Regions from separate parts of the Homo sapiens genome. Here region 2 is linked to region 1. A link is an interaction called in ENCODE POLR2A ChIA-PET data of the cell type or tissue named here. Cell type or tissue: PC-9. All regions are shown on one strand. Each heading gives the region's core, and the rest is flanking DNA. Links, peaks and the distances in the headings are about the cores only.

Region 1 (6,286 bases), core at 823-5,822:
TTTGCTAGGGTAAAATTGTGCACAGGAGGAAATATCTTGACCTTTAAGGGATTATCAGACACAAGTGTTAATCCTTGGTGACCCAGAATACTATGCTCACAGACTCACTGGTCTTACTGTACATTCCATCATCCAGAAGCAGCTGGTCTTCAGAACTCTTGAACAGCTTTTTGAAGACTCAGTTCCAGCTGTTCCATTTTGTGACTCAGGTACTAAGCCAACAGTTATTTTTTCTGCTCATCTCCCTCCTTCCACCTTCCATCCTCAAGTAGGCACCAGTGTCTGTTGTTCCTCTCTGTGTGTCCATGTGTTCTCAACATTTAGCTCTCACCTGTAAGTGGGAACATGCAGTATCTGGTTTTGTTCCTGCATGAGTTTACTAAGAATAATGGCCACCAGCTCCATCCACGTTCCTGCAAAAGACATGATCTCGTTCTTTTTTATGGCCATTTAGTATTCCATGGTGTATATGTACCACATTTTCTTTACCCAGTCTGTCATTGATGGGCATTTAAGTTGATTCCATGTCTTTGCTATTGTGAACAGTGCTGCAATGAACATTTGTGTGTATGTGTCTTTTGTTTCCCAGCAGGGAAGGAATGCTTTGCAAAGTTAGGATGTCGCCCTATAGCAGAGATTAGCAAATTATAGTCTGAGGGCAAATATGCCCTAAATCCTATTTTTGGACAGATTTTAAGAATTTTTTTTTTACACTTTTTAAGGGTTGTAACAGTAACAACAAAAAAGAATACATGACAGATATCAATCATGTGTGGTCTTTAAAGCTTGGAATATTTATTATCTGGTCCTTTACAGAAAAAAGCATGCCAACTCCTGTGCTACAGCAATGTGCTGTGAACCAGCAACCAACATAAAGCGCGGTTTTTCCCTTATCTATATCTGCTGGGAAACCCAGGCTTGAGATAAACACTTCCCACTACGATACCCACTGATGCACTCAAAATGTTTTGCTTTCTATTTTCACAACTTTGAGCTTTGCCTATGTAGAACTCTTTATCTAAGGGAGACATGCTCTAACCCAGAAAATCCAAGAATGGTTCCTCTTAACTGGAAGTTTATTAACCAGCTGCAGATGCTGGCAGTATGAAGATGGAATAGATAATGAAGGAAGGATATTCTAGTTTACGAGACCAGTTGTAGAAATAAAGATGTAGTAGCTACCCATCTACTTTATTCTATTTTGTATGTATCTATATAGGTTAATCATTCCCATTGACTTGTTTTCTCTCCTCATTTATATAAGGTGTATTTGTAATTTAGCTAATGGTATTGTACTTATGTTTATTAATTTTGATAATTATGCTATAATTATATAATACGTTGATATTAGGGGAAGCTATGTGAAGGTATTGGTACTATTTTTGCAACTTTTCTGTAAGTGTAACTTTATTTATTTATTTTTGAGATGGAGTTTTGCTCTGTCTCCCAGGCTGGAGTGCAATGGTGTGATCTCGGCTCACTGCAACCTCTGCCTCCCGGGTTCAAGTGATTCTCCTGCCTCAGCCTCTTGAGTAGCCCGCCACCACACCTGGCTAATTTTTGTATTTTTAGTAGAGATGGGGTTTTGCCATGTTGGCCAGATTGGTCTCAAACTCCTGACCTCAGGTGATCTGCCCGCCTCAGCCTCCCAAAGTGCTAAGATTACAGGCATGAGTCACCACACCCAGCCAGTCTAACTTTATTTCAAAATAAAAAGTTTACGCTGGGCATGGTAGCTCACACCTATAATCCTGGCACTTTGGGAGGCCAAGGTGGGAGGGCTGCTTGAAGCCAGGAGTTCAAGACTGACCAGTCTTGAACACAGTGAGACCCCATCATAGTGAGACCCCATCTCTATTAAATATATATATATATATATATATATAAAGTTTAAAAATGAGCACAATTATGCAAACATAAATATATGATTTAGAAACACATGAAGTGATGAAATTTTTGATGCAATGTGGAATAAAAAATAAGATGCACTAAAATAATGTTTGCTCCTTTTTTAGATGCAAATGACATTAAATAAATCTTATAAATTACACTAAAGTAATGCCAGGAATTTTTCTTTATAACATTTTAAAAATACATATATATTTAAAAATAGAGACAGGGTCTCACTGTGTTGCCCAAGCTAGTCTTAAACTCCTGGGCTCAAGCGATCCTGCTGCCTCAGCTTCCCAAAGTGCTGGGATTACAGGTGTAAACCGCTGCACCCAGACATGGACTTTTCTTCTATCACTTCTTTAATATTTCCTCCGTAAAATTATTTCATGTGTCTCTCTTTGGAACTATGAGTTACTGGAATCCCTGCATTTATTTTACATGTCTCTGAAATCACCCTCCACCATTATCTTTGTTCTTTTGGAGTAACTCTTTAGCTTACTGTTCCAGTTTTGCTAGTTTGCTCTTCATTGAAGAAGTCCATTCACTGTTTAGTCCACCTTTTAATTTTTAAAAATTATATTGTATTTTATTTATTTATTTTTTGGAGACAAGGTCTGGGTCTATGCCCAGGCTGGAGTGCAGTGGCACCATCTCAGCTCACTGCAACATCTGCCTCCTGGGCTGAAGCCATCCTCCCACCTCAGCCTCCTGAGTAGCTGGGACTACAGGCATGCACCACTACCCCCAGCTAATTTTTGTATTTTTTGTAGAGACGAGGTTTCGTCATGTTTCCCAGGCTGGTCTCAAACTCATGAGCTCAAGCAATCCACCCACCTCAGCCTCCCAAATTGTTGGGATTACAGGTGTGAGCCACCACACCTCGCATAATTTTTTAAAATGGTAACAATCTATTTAACTGGTTCTTTTTCATCATTACAATATTCTCTCCTATTCCTCTGGGGATATTCTGTATACAAACTAAATTTAAAAAAAACATGTGAGGTGCTTAGAAGAATGCCTGACACCACACCAGGATGCACTAATTATTAATAATTATCATTTCACAGATCCTCTTCTGTTTACTCTGAAAACTACTTGCTTTTTGTTTGTTGACTGCTGTCATGCTTTCATGGTACTGGTCTTCCTCCGGCATTTGGTTGTTCCTAATTTTGTTCTCATCTTGTTATTTCCTGTTCTCTGTGTATGAGGCCATTTCTGTTTATCATAGTTTGCTCTAGTGATTGTGAGGGGATAAAATGTAATCCTGGACAGGGTATGCCAGTAGCTAACATTCTGAGTGTGAAATGAGGCTTCCTTTCCTGGACACAGTGTAGCCACTGGGGTACTGCCTGGCTTATTGGCCCCAAGTTTCCAAAGTCACTGTGCTAGCTAGGGGCAAATACCATTCTGAGGTACCCTTGGCTTTGAAGAATGAATGAGGGAAGGAGCCAACCCAACCAGAGGTTTCAAATTCCATTCCCCAAAAGTTATCCTTTATAGTTGCTCTAGGACGCTATGCCATCCCCACCCCTGCCTTCTACTCCCCTACTCCATCTATCTCTTTTCTTTAATCTATCACTTCTGAGCCTGAATTATTACACTGCCAATTTGATCCCATCTCCCTTCTTTCAGAGACTTCTCAAAATTCCAAGTCTGCTGGTAATTTGGACTCTGATAATCTTTAATAATCTTGAACAGACTGGGCGTGGTGGCTCAAGTCTATAATCCCAGCATTCTAGGAGGCCGAGGCAGAATTCCTTGAGGCCAGGAATTTGAGACTAGCCTGGGCAAAATAGCAAGACCCTATCTCTACAAAAAGTTGATAATTAGCTGAGCATCGTGATGCACACCTATAGTCCTAGTTACTCAGGGGGCTGAGGTGGGAGGATTACTTGAGGCCAAGAGTTTGAGGTGGCAGTGAGCTATGAAGGCATCACTGCACTCCAGCCTGGAGTGAGATCCTGTCTCTTAAAAAAAAGGGAGGGCTTTAAAAAAAAAAAAACACAGTGCCTTGGCCACCTGATAAATTCAGATTCATGGTTCAAGACTCAAATACAGCATTTATCTCTATGAATTTGTCTTTGACTCATACTTCATCATATTTTTCTCTGAACTTACATAGATCCTTGTATAAATCTTTATTGTTATTTATAAATGTCTGTCCCTGTACCCCATTAAACTGTGAATAAATTAACAAATGAAAAAAATGCTCTCCACAGGTCTATTAGTAATACTAGCATATCCACCAGATTATTTTCCTTAGATGGTCTTGCTGACAGGTAACTTCTACTTTGTGTGTTTTTAAAAATATGAACTAAAACTTGGAATTTATTATCACAGACCAAGAATGAAAAAGATTTAACTGTCCCTATCTATTAAGAAAATTGATTAGGATGAACAATCCTAAAAAACATTAGAATGAAGGTAACTTATTCTATGACACAAAACAAACTTTTTTTTGAGAGAGTCTTGCTCTGTTGCCCAGGCTGGAGTGCAGTGGTGTCATCTCTGCTCACTGCAACCTCTGCCTCCCGGGTTCAAGCAATTCTCCTGCCTCAGCCTCCTGAGTAGCTAGGATTACAGGTGCGCAGCACTGCACCTGGCTAATTTTTGTATTTTTAGTAGAGACAGAGTTTCACCATGGTGGTCAGGCTGGTCTTGAACTCCTGACCTCGTAATCTGCCTGTCTCGGCCTCCCAAAGTGCTGGGATTACAAGCATGTGCCACCGTGCCTGGCCAAACATTTTTAATGCTTTAGAAAAATTCATCTCTAGTCAAGTTTATGCTAACCATAAACATAATATAAAAATTACATACAATTCTATGTATTCACTGAGAGAAGAGCAACAAATGGAAATACTGTGTGCTTTGAAGTCAGACAGATGTAACCTGGAATCTCAGGTTTGTTACTCATTAGCTTTGTAAAACTGGATAAACAACTTGAGCACCCTGATCCTGAGGGAGACGCCTTCTAAAGTGGCTCACTGTGATTTCCGCCTCCTGGTATTCACACTCTTGCATAATACCTTCCCCTTGAATATGGGCTGGACCTAGTGACTTGCTTTTAATGAATAGAACATAACAAAAATGATGGGATGTCACCTCCAAAACTAGGTTACAAAAAATTATGATTTTGGTCTTACTGGTGCTTTCTCACTTGTTCACTTTGATGAAACCTGCTGGAATGTTGTGAGCTGCCCTGTAGAGGTCCATGTGTCAAGGAACTTCCAACAGCCTGCAAAAAACTGAATCCTGCCAACAGGAGTAAGCTTGGAAGTGGATCCTTCACTAGTGGAGTCTTTTTTTTTTTTTTTTGAGACGGAGTCTCGCTCTGTCGCCCAGGCTAGAGTGCAGTGGTGCAATCACGGCTCACTGCAAGCTCCGCCTCCTGGGTTCATGCCATTCTCCTGCCTCAGCCTCCCAAGTAGCTGGGACTACAGGTACCTGCCACCATGCCCGGCTAATTTTTTGTATTTTTAGTAGAGACGGGGTTTCACCGTGTTAGCCAGGATGGTCTCGATCTACTGACCCCGTGATCCTCCCACCTCAGCCTCTCAAAGTGCTGGGATTACAGGCGTGAGCCACCGCGCGCGGCTCTAGTGGAGTCTTGAAATGACTGCAGCTCTTGCTAACACCTTCATCGCAGCCAGTGAGAGACTCTGAAGCTAAGCTCCACCTGATTCCTGACGTATAGCAACTGTGAGGTAATAAATGTTGATGTTTTAAGCCACTATGTTTTGGAGCAATTTGTTAAGCAATAGGTAACTAACACATAGCCTTTGTTTCTTCATCTCTAAAATGGGATTGATAGCTTACCTCACAGAGTTGTTATCATGATTAAATGAAATACATATATAAAGCATCTGGCATCCAATATGTGATCAAAAAGAACAAAACAAAAAAGGTAACTATTATTAACTCAAGTCTACTAAAAATCTCTACCAGGTAATATTGTGTTATAACATTGTTAGTATTAAAATAATGATATTTGATAATGCTATAACATTTTACATAGGGATTTTACATGTATTACATTATTTGATTCTCAGAGCAGGGCTGTAAAACACAGAATAAAATATTATTCCTCTTAAAAGAGAGGAAGAAACTGAGGGTGAGAGAACTTAAGTGACTTGAACAATGGTCCAGACTAGAAAGTGTCAAAGAGTTCAGAGTCAAACCTAGTCCTTTTCCCACCACTAACATATCGATACTAAACACCCATTTAATGAACTATTAGGCATCAGGCATTATTTTAGGCCCTGAGAATACAGAGGTAGATAAGAAAGTCAAGGTTCCTGCCCTCATAGATCTTACATTCCCTGTTCTACTCTATAGAATTGGAAATAACAATTTAAACTTTTCATTAAACATTTCTTTAGTCTGAATTAGCATG
Region 2 (6,286 bases), core at 714-5,713, 1.0 Mb after region 1:
TTTTTATTTTAACCATTCTGAAAACGATGTGGTAATATTTCATTTTGGTATTAATTTGCATTTATCTAATGGTTAGTATGTTGTACATCTTTTTATGTGCTTATTTGCATCTGTTTATACGCTTCATTGAAATGTCTTTTCATGATTTTTGTCTATGTGCTAATTGGATTGTTTGCTTTTTTTTGTAGGTTTTTAGAGTTCTTTATATATTCTAGATACTAATCCTTTGTTGATTATGTGGTTTGAAATATTTTCTCCCAGTCTGTAACTTTTAGTCCTTAACGGAATCTTTGCAGAGTAGGCATTTTAAATTTTGATGAAGTCCAGTTTATCAATTTTTCCTTTTATGGATTATGATTTTGGTGTCAAGGCTAAGGACTCTGCCTAGCCTGAGTACTGAGAACATTTTCTCCTATGTGTTTTCCTAAAGGTTTTATAGTTTTATGTTTTCCATTTATGTTTATGATCCACATTTATGTTAATTTTAATATAAGATGGAGAGTTAGGTTGAGAATTTTTTTTTTTTGCTTCTGGATGTCTAAATGAAATATTACAGCATCATTTTTGGAAAGACTATTTTTCTTCCATTGAGTTGCTTTTGTACCTAGTCAAAAATCAGTTGTGCATATTTGTGTAGGTCTCTATTGTGACATTGATCTATTTATCTCTCTACAAATACCACACAGTCTTGATTACTGTTGCTGTATGTTAAATCTTAAAATCAGGTAAACTGAGACCTTTCACTTTATTCCTTTTCAATATCCTTTTAGTTATTCTGATTCCTTTGCCTTTCCCTATAAATTTCAGGATAATCATCAAAATTTTCAAAAAGTCTTGCTGGGATTTTGATAGGATTTGCATCAAACTTTGCTATGGTTTGAATGCTTGCCGTCTTCAAAATTCATGTGGAAATTTAGTTTCTATTATGATAGTATTAAGAGATGTCAAATACCTTTAAGAGGTATTTAGATCATGAGCGCTCTGCCCTCATGAATGGACAGGAGTGGGTTCATTATCGTGGGAGTGGGTTCACCCTCTCTTTCACCCTCTTTTTGCTCTTGCACCATGTGATGCCTTCTGTCATGTTATGATGTAGCAGGAAAGCCCTTGCCAGATGCTGGCATCTTGATATTGGATTTCCTAGTCTCCAGAACCTTGAGCCAAAACAATTTCTGTGCTGGTAATTGGGGTATTTAGATCATTTATATTTGATGTAATAATTAATATATTAGAGCTTAAGTGTGACATTTTGTTTTTTTGTTTTCTGTTTCTTTTTTTTTTCCCCTCTGTTATCTTTTACTTGTTTTCCTGTGGGTTATTTGAACATTTGTCTATTTTGATTAATTTATAGTATTTTTATTGTTTCCTTTTATATAGCTTTCTTGGTGGCTTCTCTAGGTGTGACATAATGTAAACCAACTTATCACAGTCTACAGGTGTTATTTTACTAGTTCAAGTGAAATGTAGAAACCTTATTTCCCTTCATGTATTTTTACCCTACCCTGTTTATAATTGTGTTAAATATTTTCTTGACTTGTAACCACATCAGACAATATTTTAGTTTTTACCTCAACTGTCAAGTCTTTAATAAAAACTCAAGAGAAGGAAAATGTATTATATTTAGCTATATTTTTGCTGTCTGTATTCTTTTTTCCTGATGTTCTAAGGTTTCTTTGATGATTTCTCTTTTGTTTAAAGAACTGTCTTTAGCTATTCCTTCCTGTAGGGTAGTTCCACTGGATGCAAATTCTTTGAGTTTTCCTTCATCTGAGAATGTCTTGAATTCCACTTGATTATTAAAGCAATTCCTGGGTCGTTCTTGAAGGGCATTTCTGCTGGTTATTGGATTCTGGTTTGACGGTTATTTTTTGTAAGCACCTGAAAAATACTGTGCCACTTCCTTCTGGCCTCCGTGGTTTCTGGTAAGAAAATTATCCCGCTTTTCTGTTCTTTCTCTTTTGATTCTTTTTCCTCTCTTTGTTTTAATTTTAATAGTTTCTTGTGCTGTGTCTTAAGCATTCATTCATTCATCTACATCAGTGCTTACATTTGTTAATCCCATCCATGTTATTTATTATCTTAGATACTTATTTTTTTTCTCTTCATATGGGTCATAGTTTCCTGCTTCTTTGCATGTTTGTTTATTTCCAGTGGGATGCCAAACATTGAGAATTTTACCTTGGTGGGTCCTGGATGTTTTTTATTCCTGTAGATATTCTTGAGTTTTGTTCTTAGATGCAGATGGTTTATTTGTAAACAGTTTGATCCTTTTGAGTTTTGCTTTTAAGCTTCCTAAGGTTGGACCAGAGTAGTCTTTAGATTAGGTCTAATTTGGTCCCAGTACTAAGACAGTACCCTTTTGAGTACCCTTATCTGATGCCCTGTGCATTATGAGATTTTAAAAATTCTGGTTGGTGGGCAGCTGGGTGCAGTGGCGCACGCATGTAATCTCAGCGCTTTGGGAGGCCGAGGCGGATAGGTCATGAGGTCAAGAGATGGAGACCATCCTGGCCAACATGGTGAAACCCCGTCTCTACTAAAAAATGCAAAAATTAGCTGGGCATGGTGGTGCATGCCTGTAGTCCCAGCTACTCGGGAGGCTGAGGCAGGAGAATTGCTTGAACCCAGGAGGCAGAGCTTGCAGTGAGCTGAGATCGTGCCACTGCACTCCAGCCTGGCAACAGAGCGAAACTCCCTCTCAAAAAAAAAAAAAAAAAAAAAAAAAAAAAAAAAAAAAGAATTCTGGTTGGTGGGAACCTAAGTGAGCTCCAGGGATTCTTTTCCTGTGGTTCTTTCCCTTGCCTCAGGCACTCTCTTTACACACATATGCTGATGAGAAATCAGCCAAACACTCTAGGGGGATGCACTGTAGGTCCCTTGGAGCTTGCTGTTTGCACAGAGTGTCCAGCTTTCTTCTGCCCTGTATCCTGCCCTGCGAGTTGTAGCTCTTTCCACCCCTTGAACTCCCAACTCCTTTAACTCAGGGAGATTGCTGGACTCCACCTGCACTCTCCCTCCCTGCACTGCAGCCTAGAAGGTGGCTTACCTTTTTTGTTTCTGCTTTCACAGGGATCATTACCTGTGTTGCCTCTTGTTCAGTGTTTGAAAATCATTGTTTCATACATTGGGAGATAAGGAGCACCAACAGGATTGGAATGTTAGATAAGATGAGAGAAGGACTTGATTGAGAAATGAACTATTCTGATTATCTTTTGCTATATAACAATCTGCCCCCAGATCTAGTGACTTTTCTCGTAGATGTGCAGTTTGGGTAAGGTTAGGCTGAAACAGCTTGTTTCTGCTCTGCTAGGCATCAGCTGGGGGCAGCAGAAAGGCTAGGGGCTGGAATCGTCTGAAAGCTTCCTCACTCAACATGTAGGTGGTTGATGCTGGTTGTCTGCTGAGATCTCATTTGGGATGTGGCTGGAACATCTACACATAGTTTTTCCAGTGGCTGCTTGGCTTCCTTCCTCACAGCATGGAGGCTGGGTTCTAACAGTAAGGAGCTGAGGGCCAGGAGGAAGTTATTACACCTTTTCTAACCCAGCCTTGAAAATCATGCTGTGTATTACAGGGAGTCACTAAGTCTGGTCTATATTAAAGGGGACTGGAATTAGCCTCCTACTTTTGCTGGAGGCAAGTTAGACTCCTACTTTACGTAGGGAAGCAAGTCAAAGAATTTGTGGATATGTTTTAAAGCCCCACAGCAGTGATACTTGAGCAAAGGAGGTGAGGACATCCAGGGAAAAATATTCCAGGTACATGGTACAGATACATAAAGACCCTGAAGGATGATGGATGCCTGATAGTTTAGATTTGCTTATAGATTAGTTACCACTGCACAGCATCACCTCCTTGAGAGCAGGGTGAACAGTGTTGGGAGAACAGTGTTGAAAGATAGTTGCAGTTCAACAATTTTTTTGTGAAAGGCACCATGTATTAAAAATTCTAAAAATGCGTACATATACTTTGATCTAGTAATTCTTTCTTTGAGAAATTATCTTAAGGAAAAATTATACAAACAAGCAATGCTGTAGTGAATGTTTGGAGGGGCTTAAATGCCCATTAATAGCAGATTAGTTAAATTATGGTTTGTCTATATAATGGAACACTGCAGTTTTTAAACTGAATGTTTTGGCATACAAAAACAATGAGTATTGAGGGACAAGAAGTAGATTTCAAATACTGGTATATGAAATTGTCCTATTTGGTTAAAAGTACTCTCTCTGTATAATAAATATTATATGTGCATAGACTGGAGAAGATGAGATGAGAGCAATGGTGGCTATTTTAGAGTTGCTTTTCAGAAAACTGTATGTTGCTATTATAACAGAAATATATTTCTATTGTAAAAGTAAAAGCGCCTTTCAAGAGAATATGTTGATTTCTTTTTATTAACTGAAGAAGGGAGAATAAGACAAAATATGTACAGAAAAAGTGTAGAGTGATGTAAAATCAAGATTTTTCAAGAGATTATCTCTTGATTATAGGTTACTTTTATTTCCTTTTATATGTTTTTGTATTAATTGTAATTTAATTGTTAAACTCATAAGAAGGAGATATATATTAAAATAGTTGTGAGGGATATTGTTAAGCAGCCTTGTTTTAAGAGTAGCTGTCGTGAAAAATTCAAATTTTTAGAGACTAGCAAAATCAAGAGATCTCTTGGTTTCCTTTAGTGCAGAGAACTGCAGAATTTCTTTACTGGACACAAAATATTATGTGACTTACAACATTTGATTTACACACAATTCTTAAGCTATCATTCTTTATTAAAATGGCTATTTCCATATTTATCTTATTCTTTATCACCTCTTTATCATAGATTTTTAGTAACTTTGCACATTCATGAATAAAATTCTAGATGATGTACTAATACTTTAATTAATACATATTTTATTGCAAAAATGTTTTTAGGTTAATTGTTCTCATTTCACTGTCTTTTCCCTTTATTTTATATAAATAATTTGTAATTCATTTTGTTCTTATATACCATAGGATGTGTTTTGGAGATGCAGACAAAATATCTTTGATGAAATGAAGAAGAAATTTTTACAGGTAGACTGCTGATGTAATTGCTTTAATGTGATAATCAGCAGAGCAAGTAACAGCATGTTAGTATTTTTATTTAATATCAAGGCATGTCTTAAGTTTTATGCTTGTTTGGCTATTTTATTTCTACCCAATTTTAATAATAAAAAAGTCACCTTAAATGAATTTGTATCTGATAGTACCTTGTTTTTAACTAGTGAATGAGGGAGAAAAAACTGATAGAAAAACTAAAGAACCCTTTGTTATGATGTTGGGTATGATAGTTGCCTATTTTTCCAGATATATTTATTTTCTGAAATATTAATAATTTAGGAAATTAAATCATTTAAAAATTTACAAAGTCAAAATCCAGAAATCCTATTACTATTGATTTCCTCAGAGCCTGTGTGCACTACAGACTTAAACTTCCATGTGATGTAGCATTCTGGTCTAACCTTTACTTAATACTTGATTTTCCTTCAGTCCCTTTGCTCTGTTTTTTCCCCAGAGTTGCTCCTTTAATCTCTCTTATCCTTCCCAAGTGTGGCAACAGACCACTTAGAAAAAGATCATGTAGATAACATCAGAGTTGGCTGCAGTTTTGAGGTGGGATGAAGGGAGTATCTTAAAAATAAAGTCTCTTTTTTTAATGTAAGTTAGGACCTTCATTAATAGCCTTAGAAATGTTACTTGTTAAAATAAAAATGAAGAGTCTAAATGAAGCTGATACTTTTTTTTTTTTTTGAGACGGAGTTTTGCTCTTATTGCCTAGGCTGGAGTGCAATGGTGTGACCTCGGCTGACTGCAACCTCTGCCTCCTGGGTTCAAGCAATTCTCCTGCCTCAGCCTCCGGAGTAGCTGGGATTACAGGCATGCACCACCATGCTGGCTAATTTTTTTATTTTTCGTAGAGACAAGGTTTTGCCATGTTGGCCAGGCTGATCTTGAACTCCTGACTTCAGGTGATCCACTCACCTTGGCCTCCCAAAGTGCTGGGTTTACAGGTGTGAGCCACCGTGCCTGGCAGCTGATACGTTTTATAAATTTCAACCAACAAAAATATTCATACTATCAATTCTGTTTTAAAATCTGTGGCAATACATTAATCTTGAACTGTGGATACCCAGATGGGAATGCTCTAAGGCCTAATTACTTAGCTTGTGGCAGCTCCTGTACCAAAAGGGAGAGAAAATTGACTTATTGTGTGTGTGTGTGTGTGTGTGTGTGTGTGTGTGTGTGTGTGTGTGTGTTTAAA

The links. ChIA-PET counts read pairs that join two places held together with the same protein. Peaks named below come from ENCODE experiments on the same cell type or tissue, not always from the same donor. Only the 100,000 strongest peaks of a DNase experiment are listed, where the experiment ranks them.
Region 2: POLR2A ChIA-PET joins it to region 1 with 6 read pairs; 2 of 35 experiments call an interaction of 5 or more read pairs at or near these places.

Annotation. Positions count from the first base shown.
Region 1 is chr11:10,838,161-10,844,446 of GRCh38, forward strand. No RefSeq gene overlaps it. Among named protein-coding and RNA genes, the nearest start is that of ZBED5, 17 kb to the right of the region's middle. RefSeq lists a silencer at 842-1,136. In PC-9, for the core only: no CTCF peak of the experiment used is centred there; a DNase peak (open chromatin) is centred at 4,851; H3K27ac peaks cover 1,876 bases.
Region 2 is chr11:11,868,802-11,875,087 of GRCh38, forward strand. All of the region lies in intron 1 of USP47 (ubiquitin specific peptidase 47), which reads left to right. Among named protein-coding and RNA genes, the nearest start is that of USP47, 30 kb to the left of the region's middle. RefSeq lists enhancers at 2,088-2,894, 2,895-3,699. In PC-9, for the core only: no CTCF peak of the experiment used is centred there; a DNase peak (open chromatin) is centred at 2,800.